2 separate regions of the Homo sapiens genome follow, and region 2 is linked to region 1. A link is a contact called in ENCODE Hi-C or POLR2A ChIA-PET data. All regions are on one chromosome and are shown on one strand. The core of a region is the stretch at or near the end of the contact, and the rest is flanking DNA. Distances in the headings are between cores, read along the strand shown.

Region 1 (4,081 bases), core at 1,365-3,864:
GCAGCTTGCACCTGTAATCCCAACTACTTGGGAAGCTGAGGTGGGAGGGCAGCTTGAGCCCAGGAGTTTGAGGCCGCAGTGAGCTACGTTTGCTTCCCCGCACTCCAGCCTCAGTGACAGAGTGAAACCCCGACTCTTAAAAAAAAAAAAAAAATTCCCGATTCCTGAGTCTGCTCTCCTACAAATCAGACCATTGACACACTTTGGCTAGAGGTTTTATGACTATGAGCTTATTCATTTTGTTTCCTGAAATTTTCCTTTAAAAGAAATAAATTTACATACATACTCATATGAAATATATATTTTATTTCTCTATATTCTGTTATTGAGTTTATTCAAACAAGGTTAGGGGTGTTATCAAATGCTTAAACTGAGTTAAAAGGATCATGCAACTTACCATTATTTATTAACTTAAAAGGAACTTCTCTCTCACTTCAGTGAATATTTTTTAAATGCACATTTTAAATGGTGTAAAATAACATAATTAATCCAGTTTTGAATCTTAAAAAGTGTTAGTGTTTTATTAATTTACTCACACAGGTTATCCGAAAAGGATCTTCTGTTCCCCATCATGCTTTTAATAAAATTAACTAGTATAAGAATCTCCATAAACGAAGTACCAAAATGTTTACATTTATATTTCTGAAGCGCTAATAACATGACAAATACATGCTGCACATTTTATGTCTTAACTCACTTAATTCTCCCAAAGAGTCAAGTCCTAAGCGTTATGATCATCTCTTTAAAAAAAAAAAAAATCCAAAAATTGGGTATCAGAGAGGATAAGTAACTTGCTCAAGGTCGTACAGCTAATGAGTGGTGGAACTGGGATTTCAGTGTAGGCCTGACCTGGTTTTAATCACACTGCTGTAACAACACCTGGATTGTTTTTGTGCAAGACTTTCAAAACTGACAGAAGGAGAAGAACAAGAAAAACTCAACTGAGAATGGAAACTCTTAAAAATATAGATTAAAATAATTTGGAGGGTAAAAGCAAATGAAATACTTTCCCAAGGATACCTCTGACAAAATTTGTAAAAAGAGAATTTCCTCTGGTACTAGAAAATTCATGTCCTCTTACTGGGCACTGGCAAATTTGAAAATTCCTCTTCTGCCTTTTGTAGAGCTGGGCGCACTGGGCTCAGACACATTTATCAGCTGCTATCTGGTGACTTCATCATTTTGGTGGAATTTCAAAGAACATTAATTTAGTTATTTAAAAACATACTTCAAATTTTTTTAAAACAATGTAATCTTTCCTTTGCAACTGTTTTTAGAAAAATGTCTAGAATTAGAAACGGCCAAATAACTTCACGATATTATTTTATTCTATTTGTGGTGTTCTTAACAGCTCCCACTCCTCAAAACAACCACACACATCACCAAAAAAATGCACCAATGACAATCTGCCACACTCCTCCCACAACTTGACATTATATGCACTGTACTGCTACCCTTTTCAGCCCGGGACAATGGAGTGTCCAGGCAAGAAGGAAACCACGGGTGACTATAACATTTTCCTTTAGATTTTGTGACATTGGCAAATATGCAGTTGCAACTACCATCAGTTACACAAGTAATGTTCATTTTTTCCTCTACAAGAAAAAAAAAAACAAAACCCAGATGTACTCTTTCACTCTAATTAGGCTTTCACTAATTTTCAGTAAAAAAGACTATGGTGACATATCCTGAAGAAGGAGGTATCCAATAAATATGCACCAACAAAAGAGCAGTGGAATTCCGCGCTGGGTACCGGAAATAGGGCAGCACTAGCGGAGGTGGGGAATGCGCTTCCAAGGGAGGCGGAACGCAGAGGGGATGCGAGATGGAGCCCGGGGAGCTGCCGCAGCGGGCGATGGCCCCGGCCGGCGCCGGCCGTTCTGGTTCGTGCATCTGCCGCTGCGGGTCGCGCGCTCTTACCTCGCAGCCCGCGAACCAGCCTCTCCGCCCAGGCCACTCGGGGCGGCTGCCCTTCCAGGGGGAGGTGGCGATGCAGCGGGTCCCCGCCGCCGACTGGGCTGGGGCACGGCGGGCCCTGGTCCTCTCGCCGGCGCCGCCTCCCGCTCGGGTGGCCCGCGCCGTGGTAGCCCCCAAGCCCCCGGCTCCGCGCGCCCACGGAGCTCACGGCCGAGGAGGCGGCCGACCTCCGGCTGCCCGGGCGCCACTCTACGTCCATCTCCACCACCATTCCGCCTTCTTCCCCTTCCACCTCCTCCTCCTCCTCCTCGGCCTCGAAGCCGGGGTTATCGCGGCTCCACGCCTGCCGGGAGCACGACGAGAGCGGAGGAGAAGGGGAGGCCGCGGCTCCGGCCGGGGGGTCCCGCGCGGCCGCCTGCCGGATGCGCTGCATCTCGATCTCCAGGCCCCGCTGCTCGCAGAGGCCGCCCGGGGCGGCGAGGCTGGCGCCCACGGCCGCGCAGCCAGCCATCAGCCGGCCCGGGTCCGGCGCGCGGGGCGCGGGCGGCCGCTTGGCGTCCCCGGGCTGCTGAGGCTGCACGCGACTGGAGTTCACCATCGCGGTCACTGGCGTCCGGCGCGCGGGTGCGCGGCGCCGCGCTCGGCGCTGTGCGCCTCAGGAGCCATGTTCCTTTCTTCCCGGCGCCCGCCGCCGCCTGCTCCCCGCCCCCGACCTCCCCGCGGTCCCGCGTCCTCTCGCCCGCCCCTTTGGCCCGCCTCCCTCTGGCCTCGCCCCGCCTCGCCCATCCGCCGCGGCGCGCTGAGCGGGGAGGTGCGAGGGAGCCGCCCCCGCGGTCTGCGCGCTCGCCCGGCGGCTCCCGAGTCCGCGTTCCAAGTGGAACCGGAGCCCGGGCGCGGGCGCCCACGTTCCATTCCCGGGAAGGCCTGGGAAGGGAGGGAATCGCTCACCCGCCAGCCCGCCTGCAGGGAAAGGGCTCCTGGAGCTGTCGATGCCTGCCCGACGCTGAGATAACTCTTGGGTCCCAGTTATCCACCAGCCACTTCTGCCTCGATTCACCAAAGGGCAGGGAAAGAACCTTTTGGTGAGATGGTGTGAATTAGCGACATCCAGCCTGAGCTGAAGTCTCCAGCGGGTCAAAGAAATCTTTCCATTTGCAAACTACCAAGGCTGACTTGCTGTGCATTTGGCGGGCCTCCTGCCCCTGATTCTGCTGGTTTGGAGATGCTTTCTCGCTCTTTGGTTGGCTTCTGTCTCCACACATTGTGGGGATCCCAGGGATTCGTCATAGGACTCTCGGATCGCTGGTGCCTCCACTGTGATCTCCGGTCTCCCTGCGGCCAGCACTGACTTCTAGCAACAGAATCCTGCATGAGGGCCTAGGCACAGAACTTTATTTCCACTCTTCTGAACACATCTAATGTGATGCTCTGCAATTGTCTGAAATTTATCCTACCCTAAGTCATTATCTTGTCCCCTTCTCTGGAACCTGCTTCACTTCCCGTATCCCAAGGTGAGGTTTGGGGCTTCGCTGTCCTCCTCACTTCCCAGGCCACTCTTCTTCATGGAAGCCTCGCGGTTTACCCTCCACCGCCTACACCTTATCTTCTTGTTACTTTTGCCCCACAGATATCACCCTGATATGATCTCTGTTTCTCACTCCTGCTGGCTTGATCTTATGTCTTGCATTATTCCGCATTAGAACAATTGATCCCTGTCAACTCCCATCTCTATTCTCCACGTCGGTGTCCTCACTATTTCCAGGTTATATTGCAGAACCAAAGCTGCTTATTTGTCACGTTGATGCTTAGACACCTCTGTGGGCTTCTGGCAGCTGAAAGGATAAAATTTAATTTCTGTGGTTTGGTTTAGTAAATTCTCATAATCTGCTCCTGTATTTGTTTGTTAGGGCTGCCATAACAAAGTACCAGAGACTGGGTGGCTTAACAGAAATTTATTTGCTCACCTTGTCTCTACAAAAAATACAAAAATTAGCCAGGCTTTGCGGTGTGTGCCTTTGGTCCCAGCTATTAGGGACGCTGAGGTGGGAGGATCGCTTGAGCCCGGGAGGCAGAGGATGTAGTGAGCCAAGATCGGGCCACTGCACTCCAAGTGACAGAGTGAGACTCTGTCTCATAAAGAAAGAAAGAGAGAGAGAGAAGAAAG
Region 2 (3,931 bases), core at 1,409-3,908, 370 kb before region 1:
CTGCATAAACAAGTCAATTAAAATAACCCTTATCTTCCATTAGATTTTCCCATATATTTTCTAGTCACTTTCCCTGAGTTCATCATCCTTTAAAGTCCAAACCCCCTTTTCTTTGTTAAACATGGTACACAAGCTCCTAAGTCGAAGCACTTGAGTTTCACTTCTATTCTGTAAATTCCCACGCATGTAAATTCCCCTATATGTAAAAGATTAATAAAATTGTATGCTTTTTCTCCTGTCAATCTGTCTTTTGTCAGTTAAGTTTGCAGGACCCAGCCGCTGAACCTAAGAGGGTAGAGGAAAAATTTTCCTCCTCCACACACCTTTTGAAACTATTCTCAGCAGGTCATCAAAAATGTAGTCAAATATTTGCTTACGAGAATATCAATCAGTATTATTTATAAAAGCCCCTAGTGGGAAACAATCTAATTTCCACAAAAAGAGAATAATTATGGTACTCTCAGAGTTTAGAATGTTATGCAGCAATTTAAAACATATTTTCAAAACATACAAAATGAAAGGGTAATATGTTCATAAGATTATGCTTGATGAAAACACAATGTACAGAGTTGCATAAATACTGCATATACAAATCTATAATGACATGATTTTTATAAAGATTAAATATGTACATAGAAAAAAGTAGACAAGGAGAAAATGCATCAAAATGTTAGGAGTTATCTTTGGGTGTTGGAGCTACGGTGATTGCTTTCTCGTATTTCTACAATAATCCATAACGATTATTGTATTATCTCACATATATAATATATATATTTATTATTATTATGTTTTTTGAGACAGAGTCTTGCTCTGTTGCCAGGCTGGAGTGCAGTGTCGCGATTTCGGCTCACTGCAACCTCTGCCTCCCGGGTTCAAGCGATTCCCCTGCCTCAGCCTCCCAAGTAGCTGGGACTACAGGCGCCCGCCACCACGCCCAGTTTATTTTTTGTATTTTAGTAGAGATGGGGTTTCATCATATTGGCCAGGGTGGTCTCGATTTCCTGACCTCGTGCTCCGCCCGCCTCGGCCTCCCAAAGTGCTGGGATCACAGGCGTAAGCCACCGCGTCCGGCCTATTATGTGTATATATATATATTTATATATTATATATATATATTTATATATTATATATATATATTTATATATTATATATATATTTATATTATATATATATTTATATATTATATATATATTTATATATTATATATATATTTATATATTATATATTTATATATTATATATATTTATATATTATATATTTATATATTATATATATTTATATATTATATATTTATATATTATATATATATTTATATTATATATATATTTATATATTATATATATATTTATATATTATATATATTTATATATTATATATATTTATATATTATATATATTTATATATTATATATATATTTATATATTATATATATTTATATATTATATATATTTATATATTATATATATATTTATATATTATATATATTTATATATTATATATATTTATATATTATATATATATTTATATATTATATATATTTATATATTATATATATTTATATATTATATATATATTTATATATTATATATATTTATATATTATATATATTTATATATTATATATATATTTATATATTATATATATTTATATGCTATATATATATTTATATATTATATATATTTATATGTTATATATATATTTATATATTATATATATTTATATGTTATATATATATTTATATATTATATATATTTATATGTTATATATTTATATATTTATATATTATATATATTTATATATTATATATTTATATATTATATATTTGTATATATTTATATATTATATATATTTATATATTTTATATATATATTTTTATATATATATATTTTTTAATGCCCCAGTGTATTTCTAAGGGAGATACAGGTGTCTGACCCACAAACCACGTTTGTAAGGTCAGGCTGCCTTCTCCAGGTAGAACCGCGCAGGCGAGGATTTATCTGCAAGGCAAGCCGGAGGGACCACATCTCTTTCCAGAGCAGCGCTGACCAGGTTAGTTTCGGCTCTCAGTTTCGCTTTGAACTTGAATTGGAAACCGAAACAAATCCGAGGGGCGTTGGGAAAACGAAACTGAGGAAGTTGCTCTTCGGTAGCACAGGGCACCATTTTCCTGGTTCCTGTGGCTCTTCGGGCCCCGAGGAATCCAAGGCTCCCAGCACCCCTCCCTGCCTGGCCCGCGGCGCCCAGCATCTGAGCCGCTCCCTGCACCTGGGCCCCCGCGCCCCTCACCCGGGTCCCAGCGCTCCGCACCCGGTTCCCTGCGCCCGGTACCCAAGCCCCCGCGCCCATGTACTGGGGTCCTCACACCCTGCACCTGGGGCCCCCCGCTCACCTGGCAGCTCCCCGCGCTGCGCGCCCCTGCGGCCCAGCTGACCCCTGCTGTTGTCTCCGCACGAGAGGACCCTGTGGTTGGTCAGCAGCAGCAGAGAGTGGCGCTCCCCGCTGGCCGCCTGCAGTAGCTCAGCCCCGGGGCTGCCCGCCGTCCTCCGGCGCTGCAGCTCCCTGGAGTCGGCGCCCCAACAGAAGTACATCCCGCTTCTGCGCCCTGTCGCCTGCTCCGGATTCCGTCGGTCCCGCTGCGACAGGCTCCCGAACGCTGGTGACTGGGTGCGCGATGATTTCCTGAATATCAAGAGACTCACCCTGTCTTCAACCCGCCCCAGGGGCGCAGCCCTGGCCCCATGTCAACTCTCGCTGCCTGAACTTCAAGTGCTGAAGAGCAGAGAGGGCGTCCCAGGGAATAAAACTGAGTTTACATCCTAAGCCATTTATGAGTCGTGAATGCCACTTTGGGCAAGTTACCTAATGATTCCGTGCTTCAGCTATCATATCTACGAAATATGGACTGCAATTCAGCAAATCTAATATGTCGGGATAATTTAATAGGCACATAAAGTGTTAGAATAATACCTAGAGTGGTTAATAAAGCATCTGAGTGCCCACCTCATTCCAGACCTTTTTTGGCATTGAAAATATGTTTGTTTTTTGTTTGTTTGTTTGTTTGTTTGTTTGAGATGGAGTGTCGCTCTGCTGCTCAGGCTGGAGTGCAGTGGCACCATCTCGGCTCACTGCAACCTCCACCTCACGGGTTCAAGCTGATTCTCTTGCCTCGGCCTCCCGAGTAGGTGGGATTACAGGCATGCGCCACGACGCCCGACTTAATTTTTGTATTTTTAGTAAAGATGGGGTTTCACCATGTTGGCCAGGCTGGTCTCGAACTCCTGACCTCAAGTGATCCACCCCTCAGCTTTCCAAAGTGCAGGGATTACAGGCGTGAGCCTCTGGGCCCCGCCTGAAAATACAATTAGTGAAAGACAAGATCCTCTTGATGCGTTTACATTCTCCTGAGGGAAAGAGAACATAAACAGATAAACACATAGTGTAATATCAAGGGGCAACGAAAAATACAACAGGAACCAGAGGGTGGAGGCGGAAGGCACTGGTATTTGAGATGATATTAGGGAAGATCTCTCTGATGAAGTGATATTTGTGCAGAGAGCTGAGGGGACATGGGAAATGAGGGAATGAGTCGTGATCACACCTGAGGGCAGAGGATGAAAAGAAGCAGTTGGAAGGTTTTGAATAGAGAAGAGCCATGATCTGACTTCAGTTTTTAAAGATTCATCTGGCTGCTGTGTGAAAAATAATAGGACAAAAATGGAAGCAGAAAGCCAGTTAGCAGAGACTACTTCAGAGTTCAGGTCAGGTGATATCCTAGAAGGGAAGAGAGGAGAAGTTATTAGATTCAAGACATGTTTTGAAAGTAAGAGTCCACAGATTTGATGATGGATTAGAAATTGGGGGGAAAGAAGAAAAGGGATTAGGGATTACTCCAGGGTTGGCTTTAGGGGTTACTCCAAGGTAAACTCTACTG

The links. A loop is a pair of places that touch in the nucleus more often than their neighbours do. ChIA-PET counts read pairs that join two places held with the same protein, here RNA polymerase II (POLR2A). Pooled maps may share reads with other maps.
Region 2: a loop to region 1 is called in a map of dorsolateral prefrontal cortex, with 3 times the contacts of the local background. The contact joins the promoter of HERC6 here to the promoter of PKD2 in region 1. A Hi-C loop is called at or near these places in 3 of 168 maps with a recorded cell type or tissue (dorsolateral prefrontal cortex and naive thymus-derived CD4-positive, alpha-beta T cell), 6 of 37 single-sample maps with no recorded cell type and 10 of 50 pooled maps. POLR2A ChIA-PET finds 5 or more read pairs at or near these places in 1 of 52 experiments (GM12878).

What each region holds. Positions count from the first base shown.
Region 1 is chr4:88,006,168-88,010,248 of GRCh38, reverse strand. It overlaps PKD2 (polycystin 2, transient receptor potential cation channel), which reads right to left and starts at 2,614. Exons shown (of 15, transcript NM_000297.4): 1 at 1,921-2,614. The coding sequence starts at 2,515. RefSeq lists silencers at 1,732-1,871, 1,922-2,851.
Region 2 is chr4:88,377,579-88,381,509 of GRCh38, reverse strand. It overlaps HERC6 (HECT and RLD domain containing E3 ubiquitin protein ligase family member 6), which reads right to left and starts at 2,658. Exons shown (of 23, transcript NM_017912.4): 1 at 2,390-2,658. The coding sequence starts at 2,588. RefSeq lists an enhancer at 1,906-2,235 and a silencer at 2,246-2,435.